2 separate regions of the Homo sapiens genome follow, and region 1 is linked to region 2. A link is an interaction called in ENCODE POLR2A ChIA-PET data of the cell type or tissue named here. Cell type or tissue: MCF 10A. All regions are shown on one strand. Each heading gives the region's core, and the rest is flanking DNA. Links, peaks and the distances in the headings are about the cores only.

Evidence for each region. Peaks named below come from ENCODE experiments on the same cell type or tissue, not always from the same donor. Only the 100,000 strongest peaks of a DNase experiment are listed, where the experiment ranks them.
Region 1: POLR2A ChIA-PET joins it to region 2 with 5 read pairs; 3 of 35 experiments call an interaction of 5 or more read pairs at or near these places.

What each region holds. Positions count from the first base shown.
Region 1 is chr6:117,390,683-117,406,076 of GRCh38, forward strand. ROS1 (ROS proto-oncogene 1, receptor tyrosine kinase) reads right to left here. Exons shown (of 44, transcript NM_001378902.1): 6 at 13,598-13,746; 7 at 12,457-12,595; 8 at 6,233-6,434; 9 at 5,506-5,582; 10 at 3,934-4,056; 11 at 3,480-3,664; 12 at 2,542-2,639. Among named protein-coding and RNA genes, the nearest start is that of ROS1, 28 kb to the right of the region's middle. RefSeq lists an enhancer at 4,773-4,942. In MCF 10A, for the core only: no CTCF peak of the experiment used is centred there; no DNase peak of the experiment used is centred there.
Region 2 is chr6:117,488,438-117,503,831 of GRCh38, forward strand. It overlaps DCBLD1 (discoidin, CUB and LCCL domain containing 1), which reads left to right. Exons shown (of 15, transcript NM_001366458.2): 2 at 15,330-15,394. Among named protein-coding and RNA genes, the nearest start is that of DCBLD1, 13 kb to the left of the region's middle. In MCF 10A, for the core only: no CTCF peak of the experiment used is centred there; a DNase peak (open chromatin) is centred at 8,164.

The sequences.
Region 1 (15,394 bases), core at 3,962-7,961, 100 kb before region 2:
CTACAATTGATGCAGGCAATAGAGCTACCATTTTATAAACCACAAAGAAATACCCCACACATGACTGAAGCAGGAAAATCCAGCAATCAGGAGAAAGAAGCCAACGGAAGAATTAGAGAAGCACATCTAATTTAAAGTCAAACCTCACAGTAACGAGGCAGGTTATTTTAATAATGAAAAAGAAAACATACTGCCAAAATATTTCATTGACAATGAAATATGTAAATAAACTTTTAACTAAAATATAAAACCATTAATGTGGATGTAGCTAATTTACAATTCGTGATTATGGAGAAAGGTGCTAACAGAAGTATACTTTGATAAATTCTTATCCCAACCCCAAGGACTGGCAGCATTCCAACCTCTCATCAAAACTGTCAAATCATTTTCCTTGTCCTTATTTAGTTCTGCTCTAATTCCCCTTGATGACTATTCCAAATCTTGATCAATTTTCTCAAAACTCCTATGCTAGAATAATATCCTGAGATATAAGCTCCATTTTGAGATATGTAGCTATGTTCTTTTCCCTGAGGACGGATTGTAGCAGGCAAAAAGCAAAAACAGCTTGGCTCTTAATTTTCTGCTTTTGTTTCCTAAATTCAAAATTGTTAATGGAATTTGGAGGAATTTCAGAGTAGATAAAAGGAAAACTATCTGTGGTAAATATTACAATTATTATATTGAAGCAGGGAGGAAGAGAAAGAAAAATAGAAAAGGTGAAGAGATCTGGTGCATGGGAAGAGGAGGACAGAGTGAGGAGGAGAAGCTGGGGTGGAAGAAGATGGGGAAGTGGTGGTAGGAAGAAAAGCAGAGGTTTTACAGTAAGTCTGAACTCAATGAGGAGACAATTTGCAGTGCAAAAAGAACAGCATAGAGGAAAATATTTCTAATACCAGGACAATACACTGTTTCACACATCTGATGTCCTTTAGGACTACTAAACACAAACTATTGCTGAAAGTTACATGCTGATTTTTATAGAAACTCTCCTATCATGGTATAGAGAGATGGTTAGAAGACAGGCCCTGGAGCTAGAAGTCCTGGAGCAAGATTTCTTGTTCCAGGGCCTGTCTGGTTCCACTGGTTCCATCGCAAAACAGCTGTATAATCTTAGACAATTACGGAATCAACCCGTGTTTCCCTTTCCTTATCTATAAAACTAGAATAATAAAAGTACTTATTTCATAGGGTTGAATACAAATTAAATGAATTATTGGACATAATACACTTAGAAACACACATTCAGTATAAATACTAATTATCATTATCATTTCTAGTCACATTGCAAAATCTAAGCACAAATCCATTTTATCCTAATGGAAAAAAAGAGCCACTGAAGACCTCAGTGATCGCATTTGAATGATCGATTAGTGGGTAAAGTTCATTATCCTCAGAATGAGTCATTTTGTGTAAGTGTCAACAACAAAGTTACATTTCATAGGACCGTAGACCTTTACACATGAAAACAGTAAGATCCAGAGAATCCTTGTCCTACATCACAAAGCATTAAATATTCCATAATTCAGTAATTCATTCAAACCTAGAAGTTAAAATAAATCTTTAGTAAATTGTGAATGAATAGGAATAGAAAGCTTGATTTTAAAATCTATAATGAACAATCTTTTTTAAAAGAAAGTTTTGTTTGTGAAAAACATGTTATGAGCTGTATTTTTTTTTTCATTCAAAATGAAAGCAACTTTATTCCTACAGGAAAGAAAAAAGTTTAATCTTACAAACATGGGCTTTGCCTACTGGTTACTAATCTGTTATTATCTGGTCATATCTGAGAAATAATAACTCCAAAATAACTTTCTATGTGTTTATCCTTCATATTCATATATATCTGGAGTTCACAAAATACATGCACAATAAATACCTCATTTTGTCTTCAAAATAACCCAACTGGGTAAGTATTATTACCTTCCCTATATGGATTGATAAATCAATGGTCATAGACATGATATTACTTGCTTCAGGTACTACTCCAATTTAACAGCAAGACTGCGGTACAATGTGTCCATTTCATTTGGGGGTAGGAGGCAGAGTTATCAATCAGCTCCTGTCTCCTAAGGTGGAAGCTAGCAGCTTTCTTATTAAAGAACCTCTTGATAGATGTGAGAACCAAACCAGAGGAATGAACTACAGTTGAATGGCTCAGCAAAAGGAACAGGTGGAATGAAGGGGCTTTATCACAGGTAGTGTTGAGGCGGAAAGTGAGACTCAATCCCATGATAAAGAAGTGGCAAATCCAGGACTAGAACCCAACCCCTGACTCCCAGACAGGAGGTCTTTCCCATATTCCCATATTTGGCTGTGAAGGAGAGAGAAATAACTACTTTATAAGAGTTGATTTATGTTTGAAAAAACATTCCCTCCTGGCTCTACAGAATGAAAACTTTGCCTGAATTTAATTAAATTCACCTAAAGTAAGATGCATAGATAGGCTCATCTGGTACTACAATGTTTCATTAGCAAGCAAGTTTCTCAAAGATTATTTATTCCCAATGGAAGAGAATTCATCTTTACAAGGCTAACACATACCCATTGTATGAATCAGCCACAATTTTTTGAGGTGCACTAATAGAGGGTGGAGTAATTTCCTCGATGTTTGAGCAGTTCTCTAAATCACAGACACATACCTAAAAAAATAAAAAATATACCGGTAGGATTAGCATCTGTCTATACAGCATTAAATTCAGCCAACAAGTATCCCTGAGTATCTGTTCTGTTGGAATTGTACTAGGCACTGAGCACTGCCCAAGACAAATGAGCAAAAAAAAGCCCTTAAACGACAGTTTTATATCCTATATCCTAATGAATTTATACATTATTGACATCAATGCAATACAAGTGCCTATTTTCCTGGCTTGTAGAGGCATTCAACTATTTTTAACATTTAAGCGATATCTAGGTTTATGCACTTTCAACCACAGCAATGGCTGTTGCTTACTGTGATAAGCCTGTACCTTCCAAAGAAGTAGAATTTGAAACATGTCAAGACTGTGTCTTCATCAGCTCAAAATAGTCCTTATGCACCACCACCACCAACAACAACAACAAAAAATGGTCTTCCGAAAAGTACAGTACTACTGTGTTTTTGGAGAACTACTAAATTTCCCTCTGGTTATGATATAATTTTAAATGCTTGCAGCTAACTTTGATCATGACTGGCAGTCTTACCTAACAATAAGACAGGTACCACCACTATCTTATAGAAGATGAATTATTTTTAGTATAAACTCATGACTCTAAAAAAGTACAAATAAAGGTGATTTAATGCTATGTCAGGACTAGCACTAGGTAAAGGCTACACCCTCCTATAGGCCAGATCTATGATTCATTGATAACCTAGTATCTAAGGCATAGTAAATACTTGAGTATGTATTGAATAAGGCAATTGTGTTTAGTATTAAATATACCAAGATATGCATATCAGTATCACTGTCTATCACTATTCCTCTTTAACTTCTCGGACTAACCAGTTCATCCATGATGAAATACATTCTTTGATAAAGCCAATCTATGGAGATAGAAGAAATTAATCCTGAACCTCTGTAAAAAATTCTCAGGTCAGATACATCAGACATGTTGGCAGCCTTCTTCGCCCATATGAGAGTTCCTTCAGAGAAATAAACAATTTGCTGGTGGACATCAACAGATATTCCTAGAAGAGCCATGCAAGTGCACACACATTATTATATAACAACCAGGACAAAAAACTTGTATGAATGAGAATTTATTTATTTAATGATTAATAAATTAAAATAGAAGTATTTTATTTTAAAAGAAAATATTCTTCTAAATTATTCTAATATATTAGGATATTAAGAGAATATGTTCCAGAAATATTCAAAAATTTTCTTTTATTCTAGAAGTACTTCTTTTAGAATCTTCTTTTCACACTAAGGAATCATTTATCCTTATCATACTGACCTGTAATATTATGGTATATAGCATCCAACCGAAGGCAATGTGCTTCATCTACTAAATGTTTTAAAGATCTCTTTCTTAGAGAAGTTTTTCTGGATAAAAAGAGCCACTGTTCCTCTTGTTGAACTGAAAAAAACAACACAATTTGCAGACAGGTAGACCAACCACAGGTACACTAACAGACACAAAAAAGATCAGTACTACCCTTCAAAGCAAGGGGACTAGTGCTTGAAAGAGGCTGGTCAAATTTTCTCTAATGGCACTGGAGAATTGCATCTATGGTATAACTCACATTATTCTATGATTGGAGGTAGGAAGTACAGTAACAATCAAATAGGATTTATGTTCATATGCCCCTAAATAACCCAGAAATGACATCACATGATGTATCACTATTCTCAACAACCTTGCCCCAGCTCAGCTTATTATTTTCAGCCATGAGAATTGGCTCGGTGGAGGTGGTCCACCCCAGGCCAGAGTGGGTTATGCATGACACACACATATTGTCAGACACTGGTTGTCTCTGTGTTGTCTTCAGTATCTTTGCCTTTAGGGCAGAAGAAAGGTCCTTAAAGGAATGACATTGGAAGGCTGCAGAACTCTGCTTGATATCCTGTTCAAGTGGAGACTGACACAAGGTGCATGGGTGAACATTTTTAGGGTATTTAATGAATGTTATGCAATAATCACAGTAACAACAACCTTAACCCTGCTCTATATTTAACTCACCCTTTGGACGTGCTTCTTACATAACAAAAATACCTCTCCTTTCCTAGAGTCTAGGAACAGCCAAAAAAACAAAGGCTGATGATGGATGACACTCAATACCCATTGGCACAGGCATGTACAGATTAGAGTAAGGGGCAGTCAAGTCAGCAAATAGGGTTCTAGTAAAAATAGAAAACAGGCTCCCAGAATTGTGAATCTTTGGATGTTCTCAAAAATCTTTTATTAGTTTCCCCTCAAATTTCCAGTACTTCTTAGAAAGCATTTTCATTTGTTATTTTGCTCACACATATATCATACAGTAAGTATTCAGTCACTTGAGGTAATCAATAAAACACCAAAGCCAAAAAGAAAGGGTGCTTACAAAATAATAAAAGATACTTTGGCAGACTGAATACTTATATAGTAAAATGTAAATTATTAAAGTCCAGATATATTTAAAAACAAAGATACTGGAAAACAATGTCTGATATATATTAAATAATTATATATAATCTAAAATAGGGATTAGGGCAGAAAAGTTATATGTATCCCTTAAGTGTGTAAATGTGAGTCAGAAACACTAGTGATTTCAACTGAAACCAAAGATTTGAGGCCATTTTTTTAAAACCCTAAATTTTTTATTCTGATTTTCAATTCCCAAATTCTAATATCTAACCACTTACTTTAATTCATCAAATACTTAGGTTCATTTAAAATGGAAAACTTAACAAGTACCCAAAAGACAATAATCATTTGGGCAGAAGAGGTGGGTCTTGAGGTCTACCAGGTGACCCAGGGCTTCTGGCTCTGAAACCACCCTTGCCACCCTCATTCCTGTGTAGCTAAAGGAAGAAGCCTGACCCATACCTGCTGAAGATGAAGTGGTAATACTAGATTCTGCTTCTGGACCCTCACCAACTTCATTTACTGCTGCAATAGAAAACCTATTCCAAAAACAATTTGGAGAGACGTGTTTCACATGGCATGGTGTGAACATGAGATAAAAATAGAAGGAGCAATAACATTTCTATTTAAAGGGTGATGTGGCAATGCATGAGTCTAGTTACGTGGTGCCACTGCTCAGCACCGAAATGACCATCAATCACATCCTTGTTTGCATTCCCCTAGAACAGTTCAGGGTCATAGAGGTCAAAAGCTGAACTCTGCTATCTGCATGACCCCCATTCTTCTCCGAATTTAAAGAGGCTCTAGTAAATGATAGAAAAGCTAACAATAATAAAATAATTACCCTAATGGTTAATAAAAATGCCTAAACAGAACTCTACCTCCTTACTTTTTTCATATTGGATTAAATGAAAATTTGACATTCATGGTGTTTACGATGTCTTTATTAGCCATATTTATAAGTATCCTCTGAATATAATAGAAATACTTGAGAATGTTTTTGCTTAGGATGCTATAATCTAATAGGCATATAAGCCTGAGGAAAACCACAATGACTTCAACCCAACACCATGGAGTCAGTGGCGCTTCTCAAAGCACATTTAAACTATTTGATACCCATATTTCTTAAATAATTATCATGCCTGCAGCCATGCTGGTTACATTTTCCTCTGTATCACTTAATTCTTACCTGTAGATAGTATTTGGTAAAGTGGAGTAAAACTGGAAACTGGTTCTCTGTGTCCCTGCATCTAATTTTTGATTTTTGCTGATCAGCCTTAAGTTATAACCCAAAATAGGTCCACCTGGGAATTGAGGTGGATCCCAGCTGACTTCCACAGTGTCGGGACTTGAGCTCTCAATATTCCTAATCAAAGGTGCAGTTTCAGGAACTGGAAGAGATAATGGTGACATAATGAGCAGAAAAATGTGCAAGCATGATGTTTTTAAAATAAGATGGAAAAAAGTCTTGTTTTTTTTTTTGAAAACTTAATGGAAACGAAATAATTTTATTAATACTCAAAATATGTGATAGAGGAAAGGTGGTAAGATGTCTAAACCAGTTCGCTCCTTTCCCAAGAGGCCCTTTCAAATGTTACTTTCCTCACTTCTAATTAATGAAATAAAATTAAATATAGTGTATACGAATACAATAATGGCCCTTTTAAAAAAAGTCATCAGGAATCTCTAGAGACTTAAATGAGTTGAAACATGGGATGGAACCAGTTTAGGAAGAAGAGGAGAGTCTGACTAAAACTGGAGTCAATGATCGACGAGTTTAAAAAAAAGTCCATCCTGGGGCCTTTTCACTCATTTGAGTGGGGCAGCCTTGCTGGTTCCAGCTGGAGATGTGGGTTCAGACAAGCTGGAATTCGAACAGTTGGCTTCACTTTTGTTGGCATCAGCTCTAATGACCCAGACTACATTTTCCTTACCCCAGCTCTCAGGTCCTGGAAATCCAGGCTGACTGAGCTTCAGCACCCCTGCCCTGGCAAAGGATTAAAGGAGCATGTATGAAACAACTGAGCGTTCACACACAGTCCCCAGCAGCTACTTAAGTGGAAAAAGAAAGGACAACAAATGATCTGACAGCCTAGCTTCCATCTGTGTCTCCACCTGCTTTTCAAACCAAACCCCTAAAACCAGACTCTTTCTCTCCTCTTTCCATAGAAAGACACAATTAGAAGTTACTTTGCTCTTGAGTAGATTTCTCTCCCTCTGAACACTTTTGGCAAATGCTCTGCATCACCACTGACTTTTAAAAGCCCTTTTAATTGCTCTCTCAGCCTTTCTCTGATGCAATTCATCTCTAACTCTCAGACTAATTTTCAGCAAACACAAGCATCATTGCATCACTCCTCGGCTCCATGTAGTCAGTCACCATGATAAACAGGGAAGAAATAAATTTCTCCCACTGAATTATAATATAATTAGAATGTCAAAATTTTAAGTCATTAGGGTCAATGCCCAAATGTGATCTTCCACCATTGAAGCAAGTTAAATGTCACCTACATGGCAAGATGCGATCATTGTCCAGGTCTTCCCCACCGAAAAAAAAACAACAACACAAAAATCATCCCTGAAATGCTGGTATCCCTTGTCTGACAATCATTCCTTTGTTAAGAAATTATTTTCTGAAAAGACCCAGTTAAAAGGCAATAGCACCATTTAGGCCGGGTGCAGTGGTTTACACCTGTAATCCTAGCACTTTGGAAGGCCAAACGTGGACCAATCGCTTGAGGCCAGGAGTTCGAGATCAGCCTGGCCTACATGGCAAAAACCCATCTCTACTAAAATTACAAAAATTAGCCAGGCATGGTGGCGCATGCCTGTAATCCCAGCTACCTGGGAGGCTGAGGCACAAGAATCACTTGAACCCAGGAGGCAGAAGTTGCAGTGAGCCGAAATTGTGCCACTGCACTGCAACCTGGGTGACAGAGTGAGACCTTGTCTCAAAAAAAAAAAAAAAAAAACTCGCGGTGACTCATGCTTGTAATCCCAGCACTTTAGGAGGCCGAGGCGGGCGGATCACGAGGTCAGGAGATTGAGACCATCCTGGCTAACATGGTGAAACCCCATCTCTACTAAAACTACAAAAAGTAACCAGGCATGGTGGCATGCACCTGTAGTCCCAGCTACTCAGGAGGCTGAGGCAGGAGAATCGATTGAACCCAGGAGGTGGAGGTTGCAGTGAGCTGAGATCGTGCTACTGTACTCCAGCCTGGGCAACAGCGAGACTCTGTCTTAAAAAAAAAAAAAAAGGCAATAGCACCATCTAAAATCATGTCATTCCCACAGCTAAAAGAGAATAGGGTTATGAGGCAATTAACACAATACAGATAAGTTTCTAAGTTTTGATGTAGCTAGAAAAGTGAGAATCAGAAACATGAGATGCTATCCATAAGAAGGACACCCATGTAGGGTCTAGAAGACACAGAGGGTATGTGAGCTTGCTTATCCAGGAGAAAGGCCCAGAAATGAACAGCAAAATTTGTTTTCATTATTTTGATTTGCCCAGCCAATGTCCCTGCACGGTATTTCTGTAGCACCGGAAAATGTCCCAGCACTGTTGGATAACATATGGCATTGCTTGGAACAAGGAAGAATTCATTCTCCTCTGATCTGGAAAATTTCGAACATGGTCCTAGGCCAGTGTTTGGTCTGAGGCGCTAAGCAAGAATAGTCAGAATAATCAGCAGAGGTGGCCACACAAACCCTGAGATCTGACAAGCAAGGAGAGAGCAACCATCAGGGAAGGGGGAAAATGCCCCAACCCACTTCATCAGCTGCTCGGCTCTGCTTAGGTCCAAGGCCTAGTTCAGCCTGAGGCTCTCTGCACATAGGCACATCTCCAGAGCTGAGGGTTAGGGCATCCAGCCTGGAGCATGTCTTCCTGGGTTGCCTCAGCTAACTCTGAGGGTGAGGGCACCAGACAACTCTCCCTCGGTGTCTGCCCCAGCATTCGCCTTCCTCTAAGGCTTCTAGGCTTGAATGCTTTTCCTGGTGTGGAAGTCACATCTTCAAAATAATAAGTCAGAGAATACCCCAATATATGTTCTGTTTTTAAAAAGCTGTTTTGATAAAATCTTAAAATAATATAGTAACCTCCCAGCTGGTCTCTACCTCTGTACTTTCAAATCTCACTCATTCTCTCAATCTATTCTATGTGCAGTTGCCAAAATTCTCTTTTTGAGAAGCAAGTGAAGCAATTACTATTGTGCTTTAAAACCTTCCATAGCTCCTAACTGCATTCTAAATAAAGTACAAACTCCTTACCCAGGACATTTAAGATTCTTGGTAATCTGGACCTAGTCTGCCTTCCCAGTGTTATTCTCACTATTTTTCTTCCTGTATTCTATGCTTCCAGCAGATGGCATACTGACTAATTTCCCTCCATGCCTTAGAATCCAATCTTGGTGACCCTGGTCACATAGACACCTGGACCTGCCCTTTTCTCTCCTCACCTCATGTCTAACTCAACAAATGAGACTTCCTCCAAAGAGATTTATTTGATATTTCATTTCAGAAATAAATACTTCCCTCCTCTAAACTTCCATGGGAATTTGTCAGTACGTTTTCTATGTGTTTAATAAAGCTTTACCTTACTATGAGGTTAGTTAGGCATGTGCTTTATCTCTTCTACAAGGGAGTAAGCTTCTTAAAGTATCCATGCATCTATAGATATCCCATGAATATATTTTGAACAAGAGAACAATAACATTTATTTAGAGCTAGAATTGCTCTAAGGATATATTAGTATTCAGAGGACAGCAGCTCAGATAAAGTTATATTCTGATAGGGCAACATTCTGTATAAAGGGTGGGAAAATGAGGAAGCAGGAATCTAGCAGATAAGAAGCTTTTTGTTGCTTTCCAGAGATAATGTCACTGTTTCATACTCAATCACCTTCATTTATGAAACACTTTTATCACTTGGCTTTGAGACACCACAAGCTCCTGAGTCTCTCCTTCTCCATGTCCTTTGCTGTCCCTCTTCTTCTTCCCAGCCACCAAATATTAAGGGCCCTTGGGCTGACACCTTGACCTTCTCCTTTTTTCAACCACATTCACTTTCAGCATATTGCCTCCAGGCCCATGGCTTGAATCACATCTCCGTGGTGATAACTCCTAAATTGGTAGTTTGGATACCTTCGACTTACCTCCTCAGTTCCAAATCCTTCCATTTAATTGCTTCCTCAGCAACTCCACTTGGATATCTAACAGACATCTCAAATTTTGCTTGGCCAAAACAGAACTGACGATTTTATCTAGGAAAGCCACTCCTCCTTTACCCTTGTCCCTGTCTCAGTAAATGATGACATTCAGGTGTTCAGACTGAAAGTCTAAGTTAGCAACTTTGATTTTCCCATCTTCCTTGCCAAATCCATTCAGCCACCCCAACAGCTCAATCTTCAAAATATATGACAAACCTTTCCCTGTTTTCCCATCACCATCCTTGTCAGAGCCATCACCAAATCAAGCCTGACTTGCTTGGCCTCCTAACAGCTCCCCAGCTTCCCTGGCCCTCCTTCCACCCTCCCAGTCTATTCTCCATGCATCAGCCATACTGAAAGTTTTAAAATTTGAACAAGTCCCTCCCCTCCTTAGAACACTCCAAAGACATTCTGTCCCACTTAGAATAAAATCTGTACTCCTTATCAGGGTCAGTATGGCCCTGTGCGACCAAGTCTCTGGCTATGTGTCACATCGCACTTCCTACTTTAAAATCTATCATCATACAATTTGGCCCTTATCAGAAATAATATTGACATTCCTGCAGCCATCTTCTGGCCGTTTTTGTTTTATCTTTTATTGGTTCAGAATTCAGACTAAGAAGAAGGATGCTATTCATTGGGTCTTCCCATAACCCAGAAAATACTTTTACTTAATTACTTATCGGACTGTCTTCCCTAGCTGGAATGCAAGCTCCATAAGGGTTAGGATTTTATCATCTTTAGTTCCTAGAACAATGTCTGGTATATAATAGTCCTTGATAAATACTTGAATGAATGAAAAAAGTGCGCAATCTTCCTTTCAATTATATTAAAAATATAATACAAAAAATAACAAACTTTTCAGTAAAAAAAAAAAAAAAAAAAAACAGGAGGTGAATTTTGTTACTGATGTTATTTTTCCACAGCCAAAGAAGTTTATAACCTAGGCAATAAAAAGACTAAAATTACATCAAGAAATAAAAATAGAATCCAAACATATCTATACCACACCACTACCACCCCTGGGCCTCTCACCTGGGTCACCACATGGCTTCCTACCAGTTCTTCCTGCTTCCTCCCACACCCCAGAGTTCATTCTCCATACAGCAGCCAGTTTTCCTTTTAATGTATAAGGCAGTTCGCATCAGATCGTGTCACTCCTCTCCTCAAAACCTTACAGTGACTCTCCTTCCAGAATAAAAGCCACATTCCTTACCAAGATCCCTGAGGTAGACTGGGTCTGGCCCCCATCTCTCTGACCTTAGCTGTTACTCCTCTGCCTCCTGCACTCTTGTTCAGCCACGTGGGCCTTCTAGTTGCTCCTTGATCAGGCCACAGATGTTCTTGCCTTAGGTCTTCCACACGGACCATCCCTCTGCCTGAAACTCTCTATGTGAGATAGCTGCCTGGTTGACTTCCTTGCCTCCTTTAAGTCTTTGCTCAAACTTTACCCCACCAGCTCACCAAGGCTCATTCTGGCCACCTTATTTCATACTGCCACTGGCCTCTCCTTCCCTCTTCACTCTTCATTTCCAATCCTCTAAATGACAAACCCTGCTCAAAATATTCCTCTTACTATAGCACACAGCACCATCCCACTTACAATATACTTTATTTATTTCTTATGTTTATTGCAGAATATTTCTGTTCCAACAACATGTGAGCTCCAGCTGGGCGAGGTGGCTCACGCCTATAATCCCAGCACTTTGGGAGGCCAAGGCGGGCAGATCACTTGAGGTCAGGAATACAAGACCAGCCTGGCCAGCATGGTGAAACCCCATCTCCACTAAAAATACAAAAAATTAGCCAGGCATGGTAGTGCATGCCTGAGTCCCAGCTGCTTGGAAGGCTGAGGCAGGGGAATCACTTGAACCCAGGAGGTGGAGGTTGCAGTGAGCCAAGATCACACCACTGCATTCCAGCCTGGGCAACAGAGCAAGACTCTGTCTCCAAAAAAAAAAAAAAAAAGAAAAGAAAAGAAAAAAGAAAGTGAGCTCCACAGGAGCAGGGGTCATTGTCTCTTTTGATCATAAAGGTATTGTGAGTACCTAGAATACTACCTGGCACATAGTTATGTACCCAGTTGTTGAATGGATCGATTAATAGGAAGGAATAGATTTATTTCATTGTTTAAAATAAAAACAAACTAAATCAAAGCTTTGGAATAATGTCCTTTCATAAGAAATGTGTGCACACCATACCTCCATGAGGATGAGTCCTGTAACTGGGACTTGGAGGGGAGTAGAGCTGCAGCTGCGCTGTGAAGATCCAAACCACTCGGAAAATGTACTCAGTGAAGGGGTGCAGGGGCTTGACCACATAGGACGGTCTGGACACAGTCTAGATCAAGGAGTGATCAATCATCAGCATTATAGAATCAGCACCCCACATTGGGACTAAAAAGCATAGATTAATTTGTAGAAGATGGATGGCTCAACAGAGAAGATGAAATAAGAGGCCTGGAGCTTAGAGCTAAGCCATTCAGATATCAGCGTGCAGAATTCACTCAGAAATTCTCCCCTTCAAAATAGCAAAATTATGGATTCAATTATTTGGCATTTACCTCAAGGACTTGAATTTTTCTATGTTAGTACACATAGTATCTTGGGACTATTTTTTTTTTTTCTAAACTTTCTCATGCTTCCCTAAAAGACACAGTCCTGGATGACCACCATAGACCGTACTTCTGAATTGCTACAACCCCCATGAGAATCTTTCTTCTGCCCTCCATCCTAGCTAGACTCATCTTAGCTGTGATGGGCAGATAATGACTAATGAGGTGAATGGTTACGTGATGCTGTACTGAAGGAATAGTATATATGTCCAACATTATATTTTCCTTATAAAATAAATATTTTCCCTATAAAATAAGCCTTAATGTTAAGGCTTAGCATTAGCATGTTACAGAGCAGCTGAGATTAAAGTTCATCTGAACCCAACTACCCATCTTACAGCTGAATCTTTTCTAGAAGGCCTTTACGCTTATAAGTAATAATTTGGCACTTTTAAAAATTGGGGGCAGGGCGAGGTGGCTCATGCCTGTAATCCCAGCACTTTGGGAGGCCGAGGCGGGCGGATCACGAGGTCAGGAGATGAGACCATCCTGGCTAACACGGTGAAACCGTGTCTCTACTGAAAATACAAAAAATTAGCCGGGCGCGATGGCGGGCGCCTGTGGGCGGCTGAGGCAGGAGAATGGTGTGAACCCAAGAGGCGGAGCTTGCAGTAAGCTGAGATCGCGCCACTGCACTCCAGCCTGGGCGACAGAGCGAGACTCCGTCTCAAAAAAAAAAAAAAATTGGGAAGGGGTCTGGGTTGAGGTACAAAGGCAGCCTTTCATACCTTAGTATAAGTCCAGCTTCCCAGAAGTTGTGCATATTTCCACTGAATGATGTATTTTACTCCAGAGAAGTTTGCAGATTTCCATCGTAATGTCATATTGTGGCTTCCAATGGAAGAAGCAAAGGGAGCAGTTGGTAGGTCTGCATTTTCTGGGGAAAAAACAAGATTTCACTCACCACGCACTCCTGTCCATCAGCGCAAGAGAGTGTGTGCCTCTCTCATCTAGGGCTCTCCGTATTCTCTTGCTAAAACTGCATCTTGCCACAATAACTCACTTGAATAATCAATGGTATGCATATTCAGTTTATTTTAAAAAATCAATCAGTCAGTCTGTCAGTCTTTTTTCCACAGAATTTATTGTTATCTTTGAACACAGTATTTTTTTGTTCAGGTTTTGCTTTTACAGGCAGATGACACAGAGGGTTCTGAGCTGTCCAGTTTTCTCTTTCAATACCACTCTCTTACAGGCGGGGGGAGCCAATGCTCAGAGCATGTCTGTGGCACAACAGAACCATCCATTATCCTGGGATGTGTACCCCAATATATTTCTGAAATTTTATACTCTAATTCTACTATTGCTGTGCATCTTAACAAGAAATTATTTTTTATATGTACAGAGCAATTGCCTTTACTCCAAAGGACACTATGATTGGCTGTTTCACATTATAAAATATTTCAGGACATCTAAACATTAGACGTATTACAATTGGCAGCAATTTCTCAGGTGCTGCTTGCCAGGCATGGTACTAAGGGCTAGATTTCTGAATGGTATGTCACTGGGATGAAATGATTTTACTCTACTTTTTATATTTTTCCAAAATTGTGATGAATTTAATGCTTCTGCTTTCTTTTATAGAAACAAAATCAGCACTCTGGTTGAGAAAGCATGGTAAATTTGGTAGGGAGCTTAAAATGGTTAATTACAAACTCCTGGGACCTTACTCTGGTTAAGAGAAAATTGACGCAATTCTCATCATTACCAACACCAGACACGGACCAAATAAAGTCTATACTCTGTAATCCAGAAAAATCAAGGCCATTGTCATCCGAGGACCTAGCCCACAAAGAGGCCTAGCACAACCCTTCTCTGCTTATTCTTCTTTTTATAGTCCATTTTTGACTATTATAACTGAATAAGCAAAGCACAGCTCCATTTTCCTTCCCTTTCTTGTTGTGAGACTCTCAATAGCAGGAATTAGGTATGCTGTGGACACCTTGAAGGGGAGTCCAATGATGGAGTTGTCAGCAGAGTGAGGAAAAATAACCAGGAGGCATCAGAAATGACAAAAGTTGAGAACTGGGCAGATGTGATCAGTTATATAAGTACAAGTAAATGTAAATATCATAGCTAAACATAGACATATTTCAAAGCCATGGTGATACATATGAAAAAAAAAAGGTAAAGTAGGTTTATGCTAAAATATCAAGGCAAAGAGAGAGCCAAATGAAAAAGGGAAGCTAGACTGAGCTCCATCCTATTTTCAGTACATGGCACAGTGGGTAAGAAAAGGCTCTGTTACCAGGCAGCTGGGTTATACTTTCAGAGATATCCCTTACCAGCTATGTGGCCTCAAGCAAGTATGTAAACTTTGTGCCTCAATTTTCTCACCTGTAAAATGAGGTTAATAATAGTATGTATAACTCTGAGGACAAAAGGAGCTAATACATATTAATTAATGAGAAAAGTGGTCAACTCATAAATGCCTAATAAAAAATAGCTATTTTTGGCCAGGCATGGTGGCTCATGCCTAGCTACTCAGGAGGCTGAGGCAGGAGGACTGCTTGAACTCAGGCGTT
Region 2 (15,394 bases), core at 5,805-9,804:
GTTCCAGACCAGCCTGGGCAACATGGCGAAACCCCCGACTCTACAAAAAATACAAAAATTTGCCGGGCGTGGTGGCACATGCCTGTAATCCCAGCTACTAGGGAAGCTGAGGTGGGAGGATCCCTTGAGCCCAGGAGGCAGCTGTTGCAGTGAGCTGTGATGCTGCCACCGTACTCCAGCCTGGGCAACAGAGTGAGACCTTGTCTCAAAAAGAAAATAACTAAATTCAACTCTGAAAAGAACCGGGAATCTCTGAGACCCTTTTACAGGCAACAGCAGGAAAACTGCCATGAGTGAGGGGCCGGCAGTCTTGAGCAAATGATCCACTGATTTAGACCGGGGGTCCCCTATGGTCTGCTAATGCTTATACATTTAGGGTATCAGGGGCCTACTTCACCTCAAACATCATTTGGGGACAGTGTCTAGGCATTTGTGACATCAGCACTGTGTTAAGCCATATTGTCGTGTATGACTTTACTGTTTACTGCCATTTCTACTTGATTTATTAATCTCGTTATTAGCTATTTCCTTAGGAGCTACATGCTGTGTAATAATATACCCAATATTTGCAGAAATGCCTTGTGTCTTGTATATAATTATATATGATTGTATTAGTCTGTTCTGTGTTGCTGTAAGGGAATATCTGAGGCTGGGAAATTTATAAAGAAGATAGGTGTATTTGGCTCAAGTTTCTGCAGGCTGTACAGGCATAGCATAAGCGTCTGCTCAGCCTCTGGTGAGGGCCTCAGGAAGCTTGCGGTCATGACAGAAGGTGAAGGAGAAGCATGTGCATCACATAGTGAGAGACAGAGCAAGAGACATGCTCTTAACCATCCAGCTCTTGTGTGAAGTAGTAGCAAGAACTCACTTATCACCAAGGGGATGGTGCCAAGCCATTCATGAGGGATCTGTCCCTATGATCCAATACCTCTCACCAGGCCCCACCTCCAGCATTGGGGATCATATTCCAACATGAGATCTGGAGGGGACAAAACATCCAAACCATATCAACAATAATTTTAGGCTAGGTAGATTTTTTTGTAGGAAAAGCTGCAAAGGATAATACTGAAATGAGGTAACAGCTTAAGTAGCTCTGTGTTACCCCCATACCACCCCCCTTTTAAAAATAGAGCTGTGCTTGAGCTTTTTTAAAAAACAAAAAAGAGGCCGGGCGCCGTGGCTCATGCCTGTAATCCCAGCACTTTGGGAGGCCGAGGCGGGTGGATCACAAGGTCAGGAGATCAAGACCATCATGGTCTAACTCGGTGAAACCCCGTCTCTACTAAAAATACAAAAAATTAGCCGGGCGTGGTGGCGGGTGCCTGTGGTCCCAGCTACTTGGGAGGCTGAGGCAGGAGAATGGCGTGAACCCGGGAGGCGGAGCTTGCAGTGAGCGGAGATCACGCCCCTGCACTCCAGCCTGGGTGACAGAGCGAGACTCCGTCTCAAAAAAAAAGAATAAATTTCTCTTAGGTTGGAGCTTTCTTCCCTACTTTCCCAATGATCTTCCCTAATGCTTACAACAGAAGCAGAACAGTTGTGAAACAAAGTAGGGTGTCCATAAATAACATTGTCCTGATATATCATAATCATGGAAAATGCTACACATAGAACCATTGAGGACATGTTTTAGTTCTATATATTTTTATGTAAATGCACACACACACACACACACACACACACACACCCCTATAGCAAATACATGTGTGTACACACACATTTACTATTGTTTTTATTAAATATTGTGTAGACACAAAATTATAGACTATAAATAAAGGTATAAAGAACAACAATAAAACTAATACCTGGGTTCCCCCCTCTGCTCCCTAGTCTGTGTATGCTTTTATATTCTGATTTTTTAAATCTGTGTTTCATTGAAAGTTTTTTATTACTTGGAAAAATTCCATATTTATATTTATTTTAGAATTTGCCTTGAAGTAAACCAAAAACTTATTTCTAAGTCATTTATTGCTACTGAGAAATATCTAATAGGAAAGTGGAATTTTTGTCCAGGCCAACTTATAATTGATGTGTCTCGTCAATGTTTTTGTTTTATATTATTCAAATTACTCTCTCTTACTAATGGAGTCAAATAATTTGCCTATACATACTTTATTTGAGAAAAGTACATAAGTTTAAACATACTAAGTATCAGAAAGGTAAGGTGTATTTTTTTAATCCTTCTTTGGTGAGATTCTTAATTTGTATTGAATGGATCAGGCTTGTTCATTATTAGACTATTTGGAGTTTATTGAGACCCAAGTTAGTTTTTATAGTCAGCATCTTCAAACTCAAATTATAACCGCTGTTGTGGCCTTCTTATTCAGTGTTCAACATATTTACATTTACTGAAAAAGAATAGTCTTTGTTTTCTTTCTTCACAAAATTAAAATCCTTGCAAACTAATAATATGTATAGCTCCATTTTTGCATTTGAGCATGTTTAGTGATTGTGCTTAAAGGTTGAGTGTAAATGATTTTTAAGAAGCACGGTATTCTTGAAAAACAAAGGAAAGAAAAACTTTATTTCACTATTATTTCTGACAAAAAACAAGACAAAAGGATATTAAAAGTGTGATGTCCAGTTAAATTTGAATTACCAAGGCATAAAATTTCCTACAGGGAAAATAGATAAACATCTATGTGTTTGTTGCCTAACTTTTAAATGGCTGAGTGGATTTAATTCAGCCTTTTTATTGCTTTTCACAAAAGCAAGTTTACCTCATATTAAAATGTGGTTGATTTCAGCCCAAAAGAGAAAACTGTAGAGGCTTAATGACCCATGGGACCACTGGAACATGAGATTCATATATTTGAATTGCTTCCATTCTGAGGATTTTAGAATGGAGGCTGCTTATTTTGAGAATAAAATGAACCAAGGTTTGCCCCCATTCCGCCCACCATTTTTTTGGGATCCCTGGAAAGCTCCTGCTTTGCCAAGAGACTAAAATAGGAGATGGCCTATTGCAGACAGAAAAATGGCCCTGTACCTACTGTCACTGCCAGCTCAGAAGGGTCTACAAGTCTTTTGAGACTTCAAAATCTATTAATAAACTAAAAATTTATTAAGGATTTCTTGACTTTTTTCCTATTTCATTTGAATCTCTAAATATTTTCTTGCATAGCCACAATGTTATGAGCACACCTAAGAAAACTAATAGTTTTTCTTTAATATCATCTAATACTCAAGTCATATTCAAATTTCCCAAGCTATCCTAAACATGTCTTCTAACCTTTGGTTTGTACAAAGATCCAAACAAGGTCTACATATTAGTTATTATGTCTCTTTAGTCACTTTTAATCTATCACTGACCCCCACCCACATACTTTTTCTTTTCCTGCGAGGAAACCAGGTTCAGTTGTTCTGTGACACAGCTCACGTCCTAAAGTGTACTCACCGCTTCAGAGTAGTTTATCTTTTACTTGGTGCGCTATACCTGTATTTCTGTATAAGCCCGAAATTTGACCTAAAGACTCGATTAGATTCAGACTAAGTGTTTTTGGTAAAAGTACTCAAAGGTGCTATGTACTTCTAATTGTATCACAATAGGACGCATATGTTATTATTGTTGTGATTATTGCTCCACTTTTAGTGATGCTCAGAATCACCAGTGACTTTAGGAAGTGATACATCGATCTCTCCATTATAAAACTGCCGTCTCTCTATGAGTTACAAGTAATCTTTGGAATGTTAGTTTCTGACTCAGTAAAAGTATTTCCCTGTCAACAATTCACTGTATGGTTTAAGCATCCAATCACTGTTGTTGCTTGTCCAGTCTGATTTTTCATATAGACAAATTTTAAACCTCTATCTTCATATGTATTTTGAATCGTTGTATGTTTTTTACATCGAATTTAATCCCAACAATTCTGAGAGCTATTGAGGGAACTGAGATTCAGAGAAATAATTATTTACCCAAGACACATTTACTTTGTGTGCCCAAAGTGGGAACCAGGCACGTATCTTACAATTCTAAATGCCTTGAAATGGTTTCCTGCCCTTTGTCTCCAAGGATACCCATCATATGTTCCTATCCAGGGGAGAAAAAGTTAGAAAAGAAGTCATAGGGGAACACAGTTTGAGGGAGTTACTTATGCAATTAAGCCTGAAATTCATAGTCTTTGGTTTATATTTGAGGTGATCACATTTGCCATAGAAATATTAAGATTTTTTAAAGTCCTTACTGGTAGCTAACCATTGCTTTTATAGCATTGCAATACATCCAGCAGTGCAGAATATGGAATGTGCAAAAGCAGTAAAGTTTTCAGGACTGGACTATGATATGAGTTTTATGAGGTTTATTTTTTCTCTCAACTCTCATGTTTCATACCTTATTAGATGTATGATAAGACACCATATGTCTCCCCAGTGAGATTTGCTATTTTCTTGTCAGTAAACATTGATTGCTTGTTCCGTGGATATGGTGCATAAACCTACGCTTGCACAAAGCTTCCCATCCTATTTCTTTGTTTATTTTCCACAGTATGCTCAAGTAATTCCTGAATTGACACTTTTATCCAGGTTTCAGAAATGCCATTTTGGCTTAACTATAGATCGTGGAACTTATTGTTGCCTGTCCTAGACTTATAAATGAAATCTGGAGTGAAAATAAGTATCAGATACAGATGTGTTCCAATTTTAGGAATAGATACTAAAATTAAACCATACAAAATTTTTATCTTGAGGATTTTCTTTCACTTTAAAAAATATTCATGGCAATATCCCTCTTAATAAGGAGGGCTTTTTCAGTCTGTTGCTACTCAGAATATATCTTACAGGATCCAACAGAACAGTCACTAATAAGAGCTTTTTGGAAATGTAGAATTTCCAGGCCCTGCATTTTGACAAGATCCCCAGGTGATTAGTTTGCATACTGAAGTGTGAGAAGTAGCACTTTAATACACTGACACCTTCTTTTACAAAGCATCTTTCAGGAGCTAAGCAAAGTGAACAACCTTTGTTGGAAGTAAAATAGGCACCTCTCATTAGACCTTTCCCTTAATAGTCTAGTAAAGAGTACTTCGATAATTTAAAAAAGGGGATGATAGAACTTCTCATATCATAATTTTTACAAAAAAACTCCTAATTAAACATGACTTTTTTCTCATGTTAATTTTGAGACAAAAAGAGTATGACTACAAAAAACTAAATATCAGTTATGCTGCTCAGCAGTAATGTGAGATTGGGCAATGTCTTAAATATCGCTACCTCAGTTTTGTCACCTCTAAGATGGGTGACTTAGGCAGTAGTGGCACTAGAGCACATGATTCCATTCCATCGTCTTTGAGGTCAGACTAGCTTCAGGTTAGGGTCTGATCCCAGCCCAGCCACATGGGCTGAGTTATGCTGCATCTCAGAGCCTTGACTCCTTCACACACAGAATAGAGATAATAGGAGGGATGTGTGGTGAAGAAAGGGTTTTGTGGGCTTCAGTTTTGTTGTATAGGAGATGTCCTATCTTATAAGCTACTGGGTATACACTTTGATGTTTGTGAAATTACTCTTTGTATGTGTGTATCTGTATATATATGTGTGTGTGTATATATGTGAAATAATTTGTAATCAATTTTTAAAAACTATCATTATCAGATATGGTTGTCATGAAGGCTAAATAAGGTAATATGAAGTCCTTAGAACACTGTATCTGCTACTTTTTACAATGAATGTTTGGTAAATGCTAGTTTTTAGTAAGGGCCCTTTCATAATTTTATTTTTTTCCTTTCCCAATAACTTTTTGGCTCTCAATTTTTAAAAAACTATTATCTGTGAAAGTGAAAGCTCACATCTATGTGCAAAGGAGAAGTGTTTACAGTTTTAATTTATAAAACTCAGTTTAACTTTGTCTTTACTTGGTAATATTGGATTTTTCTGGACTCCAGAGAGAAAAGTCAATATCAATATTACACTTTATCTGAATATTGGCAGTATGCATATTTAACATGAAACCAAGGTGAGAAAGCTAGCATGTTCCAGCGGCAGGAAAGATTTCTTGACTTATCTTCAGCTGAAGCAGTGGCAGCTTGGATATTACATCAACATCCTGACATTATTAACAAAGGTCAGCAGCCTCTTTTCTCTGACTTCCTTATTCTAAGCATCTATTCAACAGAGATAAAACAGTTGTCTTAGAATTGTTTCGCTGTACAAACAAGTTTTTTTTTTTTCTTAAAAGTCTTCTTTGAAATTAAGAAACTTCTCTTAACCAATGTGTCCAGTTTGTTGTAGATGCCCACAAAGGACTTGTAACTTAATAACAACAGTGAGAAAAGTCTTGCTTTTGAATCAAGTCACATAATATAACTTCAGTATCATTTTTAGAACTCCAGAGGCCAAAGTCCACTTCTCCACGTAAGATCTTCAATCCCAGAAGCCCTATCATGGGATCTCTCTGTGTGTCCCACTTGTGAGAGTCTAACCCAGGAGTTCACCAGTATGTCTCACAGAGCACTACTCCCAGGAGATGCCCCAAGAGGAAAGAGTTTTCTGGGAAATACTGTAAACTGCAACACGCATCAGAGCTTCACTATACACTGTAAGGGCTTTGAGATGTTCTGTGGTAAAGAAAAAGGTGGAATTCTGCAAGCTTACTGACCTTGCAGCTCTTTTGAGGAGGGTGAGGGCATAACCCCCTGGTAAACCACCCAGACTAGTACCACAGTATCTACTTCAGGACATGCTGACATAGCAGTAAGTGGGCATTAGATAAATACTGGGAAATGCATTCTAATTAGACTTTCTCAGCCGATTAAAGCACACACACACAGCCTTATTCATCTTCACCACACCCAGTTATGGTTGGTAATTTTACAGATGAGGAAAATTGATATACACTAAATGGGGGATTTCTTAGGATCATACAGCCAATGGGTGATGGAATTTGGACAAAGTCAGCTAATTCAAAGCAATATTTTTGATACTTTAATAATGTGTAGAATTTTAAGATAAAAATAGTAGCAGTTAACATATTGAATTTTTACTATATGGTTGCCTCTGTGCTTGATACTTTGTTTTTATTAGCATTCTCCCTTTTAATGCTCATGAAATTGGGCACTATTGTTGTCTTTAGATTATGGATGATGGAATTCAGTTTTACCTTAGAGAGGTAAAAAGACTCACCCAAGGCCACAAAGCCAGTGTTAGGCAGGGCTGTGCCAGAATCCAGGTTGTAACCATTATGCTCTGTCACCTCCCAAGTATATGGAAATAATTTATGAATTAGGAAATGATAGGTGTGTCAACTCTCCTCCCCCACATCCACAAGCCTTCTAATAATCTTTTGCTTTTCAGCAGAAGTCTCAAGACTGGAGAGTGACCAAAAACTGCAGTGTTCACTGATTTTATGTATAGCACATTAAAGAATAGCATTGGCTAGATTTTGAGATTTTTTTCCTTTGGCAGCAAATTATGAATCTTTTAAATATCTTAACATGGTAATTATTGATGTCTTTGGACACTGATGGAAGTAATCCCACATTATATAGGGAATCATAGAGGAATCGTAGATAGGATCTCTTTAAATGATTTGATTCATTTTCATACATTCAGACTGATTTATTTTAAGTGACACTTTTAGCTGATAGGAATGTTGAAAGTTTCCACAGAGAGACTTTTGACATATTCCTTGTGTTTCCTTTTATTTTACTTTCAAATGTTTCATCTGCTGAGTCAACAGCATTATCATCCTTATTAGATCACTAGTCATATCATTAGCATCTATTTTATATGTGGTGAGAATAAAGTTGAAAGAGATTGTCAGTTTTATAAAACATGGTCATGTGTTTCTAGTCGATAGCTGTAACTTCTTTCAGCATAGTATTATTATCCATATTCCTTTCAGAAAAACTGAAGATTTTGAATAATTATTTTGTTTTATCATTACAAGTTCTGTTTTGCCTTTGTTCATTCTCACATAGCAACTGAGGCCCTTTTGCTCCTGTTTTTCTTTTGCTTCTGGCGGCCTACAAGGTAAAAAGCTAAGCACAATTGAAGAAGAGCAAAGTTTCTAAGAGAGTAAGGCTGAGAATGGAATTAATGATATCTTGGAAAATCTGTTTGCCCTACCATCAGACAAAACTCTGTAATAATTGCAAGCTCTCCTTTGTGGTTGAAAAGATTGTAGTCATCAAGAGCTCACTTGATCTTAGACATGGGAAGAAATTTTCTCACACCCACACATGGATGATTGTATATGTGTTGAGACCTGTTGTAACTTGAATATTAGAAGAGCAAGGATACAACTAATGAAATCATGTTTTTAGAAATGGTTTTACTTTTGTGATATTTTAGAGCACTCTTTCCCAAGTTGCAGGTTAGGACCCATTAATAGGTAATGAAATCACTTCAGTAGGCACAACCAGTATGCTTTGACAAAAACAAAAATGAAACTGAATAGAATAGGAAATAATCACAGTGCATTACATGTAATAAAATAGTGGTATCATTTAACTTTTGTTCATTGTTTATGCATGTGTATGCATATGTGATTACTTGAGGTGTGATAAAAAAATCTGTGTTCTAACTCTAGGCCATAATAATAATTTTAAAAAAGCTTGAGGTTTCTGTCTTACTCTAAGGACTAGTTAATAATCAATCTAAAAAGTATATGTGATTAGCCGGGCTTGGTGGTACATGCCTGTAATCCCAGCTAATCGGGATGCTGAGGCAGGAGAATTGCTTGAACCTGGGAGGCGGAGGTCAGTAAGCCGAGACTGCGCCACTGCACTCCAGCCTGGGCGACAGAGCAAGACTCCGTCTCAAAAAAAATTTAAAAAAAGTATATTTGCACTGTTCAATTTACTCCACCCAAATCATTTTCCAACAAGTGCAATTCAGTTACAAGTTTTCTTTTAAAGTCTAATCATACTTTCTAGTATTGCAGAACTTAGTCCATACCAGGTATATCTTATTTTGCTTTTCTTTTAGTGGAACATGATTTCTTATCAAAGGGAAATAGTCTTTTAAGGAAGTTATTGTTTTCCTTTTGTAGTGGATGGAATTAAAGTAGACTAAATAAAGGATTGGCTTGTGTATACAAGCATCTAGGATTTGTTCTAAGCTTATTTAGAAAGTAGCTTGTATATCGACAACTCTTGAATAGCTGATGTTAAAAGCTAAAAGGTAGAGACCTATCCATTAATTTCAGGCATTTGGAGAATAGATACTGAGTCCATATCTCTGTAACTCTGTCAAGTTAGTCTCAAGAATTTACTTGTTAATATATCTTTCTTCTCTTGACTGGACTTCTTGAAGTGAGAACTACAGTATACTAAGTTCCTAGTTGTTTGTTTCCTGAATTTTTAATGACAGTCCGTGACTTCTTCCTATCTGTATTATGAGGCTAATGTTGAAAGTAGCCTTTAGTGTTACAAAGAATGTTAGGTGAATTTGGTAGTTTTAATTATATTATTTTTCTCCTTTATATGTATTCATATTATAGAATATTTAGAGGAAAAATGTATAAATAAAATGAAAATCACTTGTAAACTTATACCATAGAAGTAAACACTTTAAATATTACACATCTATGTGTGTACAATATATTCTGTATTAAAGTGTTTTCATGTTAAATATTCTTCTAAAACATGAGTAACTTCCTTAACATCACATTGCTTGGAGATATCAGTTTGGCTGTTCATTTCTAATTTAGATTGTTTCCAAATGTTCAGAATTAAAATCTGTATACTTAAATTCTGTACATAGATCACTTTGGGAGTTCTGAAATATTCATGAATACTTGCACCTTTTTCCAGAATCTAAACTTCATACATCTAGTTTTGTTCTTGTAAATTGTTTTGAGGAAGTGGTGGTCAGTGTCACAAACCAGCTGTGGCTCCAAACAGACACCAGGATTTAGGCCCATTACAGAGAGACCACCCTGGAAATATTCTACAGTTGAGAGGAGCTTTCAGTCTAGAAGAGGAGGAAATGATACTTAGTTTAGTCATCATGTGCTTTGGCAAGAAATTACAGTCGAAAGGAAGGAACAGATAAACATTGTGTGGTGTAGCCACTTTGAAGAGTGGTCAAATTCCCTGTGGCAAAACTTCCTCCTCCCCTCTTCATTCCCCATTCCCCCTATTTTGATGTTAGATAGGTGGCACTTTACTGTGTCACTCCCGGCCTATCCTCCCCACAACACTACTTGGAGTTTAATCATAAGATCGTGGTTTTATTTTTTTCCCTTAAAGATGGATCTTTATTTCTTTTAATTTTTAATATTCTTAGAACTGTGAGCCCTCATCATCCATCTATAGCAACCATCAACATTTCTCCGTATTTTTTCATTTATTCTGCATCACCTCTTTTTTGCCAGGTATTTTAAGGCAAATCCCAGACCTTATGTCATTTCAGCCCTGCATATGTCAGTAGGCATCCCTCAAAAAAATGGCATTTTCTTATGTAGCCTCAATGCCATTATCTCACCTAATAAAATTATAATTATCTGAAATTATTTAATATCTCAATTATCTATTTAAAAGATTTTATAAGGTTGGTTTTTCAAATCAGGATTCAAGCAAGTCTCACTTAATTGCTATGGCACATAAGTGTCTTTTAAATCTAAAATAAACACTTTTTTGTGTGTGCCTCTTCATTTAATTCATTGCTGAAGAAACTGGGTCAACTGTATTTCATAGAGAGCTTTTTTTTGCAGATCTGTTTAATGCTTTAATTAAAAGAATTTTAGGCTAGGTGCAGTGGTGCACACCTGTAATCCCAGCATTTGGGAGGCCAAGGCGGGAAGATCGCTTGAGCCTAGGAGTTCCAGACCAGCCTGGGCGACATAGTGTGGCCCCCATCTCTACCAAAAAAAAAAAAAAAAATCTGCCAGGTGTGGTGGTGTGTGCCTGTAGTTCCAGCTACTTGGGAGGCTGACGTGGGAAGATTGCTTGAGCCTCAGAGGTCGAGGGTGCAGTGAGCTGTGATTGTGCCACTGTATTCCAGCCTGGGTGATGGAATGAGACCGTCTCAAAAAGAAAAAGAAAAAAAAAAGAGAAAAAGCATACAGGATAACAAAATGCAAAGAGTATAAAAAAGTATAAAATAGAAAAAGTAAAAGCCTCCTCACTTCCATCCCCAGCCAGGCAAACTTGATTGACATTATTTTTTCAATTATTTAATTAACCTTTTTATTTTCAGATCATTGTAGATCACATGCAATTGGAAGAACTAATACAGAGAGATATTGTATACATTTTACCTAGTTTCCCTCAATTATAACATCTTTGCAAACTACAATACCATATCACAACCAGGATACTGACATTGATACCTAAGACAAAGAAGATAAACTGATAGATTTTTAAGTAACTTTTGTCTTCTTTGTCAGTGATTGTCAATTAGAGAGAGTCAGGCTATGAGAGGTAGGCTACCTGAGTGTCAGAATGAGGTAATAAGAATAATGCTTCTCCTCATCTCTACTAAAAATACAAAATTAGCTGGGTGTGGTAGCGCATGCCTGTAATCGCAGCTACTCAGGAGGCTGAGGCAGGACAATCGCTTGAACCTGGGAGGCGGAGGTTGCGGTGAGCTGAGATCGCACCACTGCACTCCAGCCTAGGCAACAAAAGCGAAAGTCCGTCTCAAAAATAAATAAATAATACTTGTCTATTGGTTTTCATGTGTACGCATCTGCCTTCTTCAACACATGACATTGTAGGCATTTTCTCTCCCTAGCAGTTTTTCATTTTACCCTTTGGCATCTTTCTACTTAATCCTTTGAAATCACCCAAACTGTGGAAGCACAAGAGAGTGAAAATTCCTGATGTAGTTAATACCCATGGAATAAACTTATTATATTAGTCTTGCCACAGAAAACTCCATAAATAGTCTACTTCCATAGGTTAGAGTGATACTAGAACTTCTGATGACAGTTCGCTTTTTAATAAATTAGGACTCAGCACTTCCTTTGCGATTCAGGTTCTTTGGCAGAACAAAGACTCATGGGGTTTTGTTCTGATAGTTAATGGAAGAGAGAAATTTTCCCAAGGAGGTAGAGATCCCCAGGCAAAGTAACGATGGGAATGTTGACGATTTGAACTTGCCTGCATTGTGCCAGCATTGCTGGGTGAAAGAAGTTTCCTCTTAGGCCTTACAGTGGAAGTGGTCGGAAAGAAATACAATTACAGGGCTGAATAAAAGTGATACCCTGGCCGGGTGCGGTGGCTCACGCCTGTAATCCCAGCACTTTGGGAGGCCGAGGTGGGTGGATCATGAGGTCAGGAGATCGAGACCATCCTGGCTAACACGGTGAAACCCCGTCTCTACTAAAAATACAAAAAAATTAGCCGTACGTAAATGCACCTGTCGTCCCACCTACTCGGGAGGCTGAGGCAGGAGAATCGCTTGAACCCAGGAGGCAGAGGCTGCAGTAAGCCAAGATCCTGCCACTGCACTCCAGCCTGGGCGACAGAGTGAGACTTCGTCTCAAAAAAAACAGTGACACCCTAAGATTTTCTTTTGCTGACACATGTCACTTTAAAAAAATAAAATTTAGAATATGATAGTCACATGTAGGTTGACTCATATAATTGCTCCTTATTTCATATTTAACTGTTTTCTGAAAAAAAAAAAGTTTTTCTCTTCCTCTTTTATGAAAGGAGAATTTCATAGTCCTAAGAAAAGTGACATTTAAATATTTGATCAGGAGATTTTTTGGTGGCTTGGAGAGGTTGTGTTGTGTTTATATTGAGATGCATATTTGTTTGTACTAATTACCCTAGGATTGCTTTATGAGGGTGCTCAAAATAAATGCTTACAAAGGTAGGGCAGGTAACAGAAATGAGTAACAAGGACCTGGTGAAGAACTAGGGTGTTTGGCTCCTTTCAAGGGACAGCCACTGTGTCACTAGCCCTGTGAGAATGCCTGATCATGTGGTTGTCACGTCTTTCAGTTGTCATTGTTGTTGTTGTTGTTGTTGAGACGGAATCTCACTCTTGCCCAGGCTGGAGTTCAGTGGCATGATCTCAGCTCACTGCAACCTCTGCCTCCTGGGTTCAAGCGATTCTCCTGCCTCAGCTTCCCGAGTAGCTGAGATTACAGGCTCGCGCTACCATGCCCAGCTAATTTTTGTATTTTTAGTAGACACAGGGTTTCACCATGTTGGTCAGGCTGGTCTCGAACTCCTGACTTCAGGTGATCCGCTGCCTTGGCCTCCCAAAATGCTGGAATTACAGGCATGAGCCACCACTCCCAGTTTGTCCTTCAGTTTTAAAGAGAAACTATAAATTGGATATTTTATTAAAGCCCTTTAAAGCCGACAAATAATTCAGATTTCAAATCAAAGCCCCGTGCACTGTGTGCTCCTGCACACTATGCTTCTCTCTTGTATCATTTTCATTTAATTCTTGGCAATTTTGTGTTTACCAACTGCCAGGGAGCCCAAGGAATTTAGCCGTCACCTCAAACTTAACCAAACTTACAACCTTTGGGCCCAAACCTGCTCCCTCTCTGGACTCTTTTTGCTGTCTATATTGGCCTCTGTGTTGCAATCATTTCTGGACTGAACAAGGCCTTGGTGTTTTTTCTCCTTTGTTCTTCTCACCATAGTTCCCCCAAACCTGAGTCTGTTGATTTTGTCTCAAGAATTTGCCTGTTTTCTGTTCCCTTCCTTCCTGTTCCAGCTACCCCCATTGCTAGCCTGCCTACTGCTCCTCTGATCCAGATTCTGTCCCCATTCTAGTTCCTGTAGCGTTGTCCAGCCAGGTTGATCATCTTTTTCTAATACCTGTTTCGTTATCTTCCTACTCAAAAAATTCTATGTGTCTTTGTTGCCTACCATGTAAATTTCACTAATTCTGCCTAGATCTCAGGGCTTCATAGTAGTTTTATCTTGGCTGTCTAAAGTTCCCCCCGGCACTTCTTAACCCATTGGTCCATTAAAGCCAACTCTATTTCCCCAATTCAGCCCTCTGTCAGGGGCTGCCAGGAATCTCGTGGGAGTTTCTGGATAATGGGTAGATCCTTTCCCTAGGCCTTGGCTGTTGAGATGATGTAGATTCTGGAGTTTTCAAATCTTTTTCTTTTTTCTTTTTATTTTTTAATAAACCTCTATTACCATTTGGCCCCAACACCTCAAGGCAAGAAGGAAGTGGAATAAAGGAAGACTCCTGAATCCACCTCTAACTGGGGAAGAGGCTGGGAGGGAAGAGGGCTGCTTTGAGGTCCTCAGATTCACAGTATACCCAAGGTGAGGCTTCTCCATCAGAGACTTTGGGATGGAGAGGCCTTCTTTTACTACCTTTGAGAGTTCCTTCTTCAACAGCTTTCTGCTTCTCTCCCTCCAGCTGAGACCAGAAATTTTTGCTTCATTTATGTGAAGCTGTGCTAACCACAGACATTTTGCAATCTGAATGCAGTGTATGCTCATTCTCCTTGCAGCCCACCCAGTTGTGCATGTCCTTGGATAGTTGTGTGATTGACTAAGTCACTTCAATCAACTAGAGCAACTTGTAGGTTAATAGGTGAACTTCCCTATTCAGAAAAGTCTTCAGATAATTTCTTGTTTTGATGAAATGCTGGTAATTCGCTGCAACATTCTTTCTTGCCTCTCTCCTTTGCATTTTGTTTAGACCCCTGATGTATATATAACACATAGCACCTAGAATTATAGTTATTTGAATGTGTGACTATTTGCCATTTTACTCTGAGTTCTATGAGACAGCAAGTGCTGCTTTTGTGTTTCCAGCTTTTAATACCATGTCTGGTTATGAAAAGCACTCAACATAGTAGATCCTTGACATTTTCTGATTGTACATCCCAAGTCTATGAGGAACTTTAGAATCTGTGAGTGTCATTAACTAAGACATACATTTCAAATGATTATTAGGCTCAGTCCCCAGCTAAATGACTTGTAGCTAAACAAAGTTACATCAGCTTAAGCCTCAGATTCTAACAGGAGCATTTTCTGTACATTATCTCATTTAATCAGCACAACCACCTTCTAAAGTGAGTAATATTTTTTCTCCATTGTGAATTATTACATGACATTTGGCTTGGCAAATGCATGCAAGGCCTGCTGAGCAAGTTTGGACGGGTGGAGAGATAGATGATTAGAAAAAATAATGATTAAATGATTTGTTTCCTAAGGGCTTTCCGTTCTAATGTGTGAAATGTTTTGATCAACAAGAAGATAAAACTGGAAAACAAGAGATGAAATAACCTGAAACAATAGATATTGTTTAATAATTCAGTCTTCTTTTTTTGTTTTTTGGTTTTCCTTCTGCCCAAAAACAATAAAATACATAACTTGGAGATTGTATTGGACTCTCAATCCTCAGTAAGAATTAATGACCCCTTCTTCTTTTATTCCCCCCTTCTTTTTCTTTACCAGGTGATGGCTGTGGACACCTAGTGACTTATCAGGATAGTGGCACAATGACATCTAAGAATTATCCC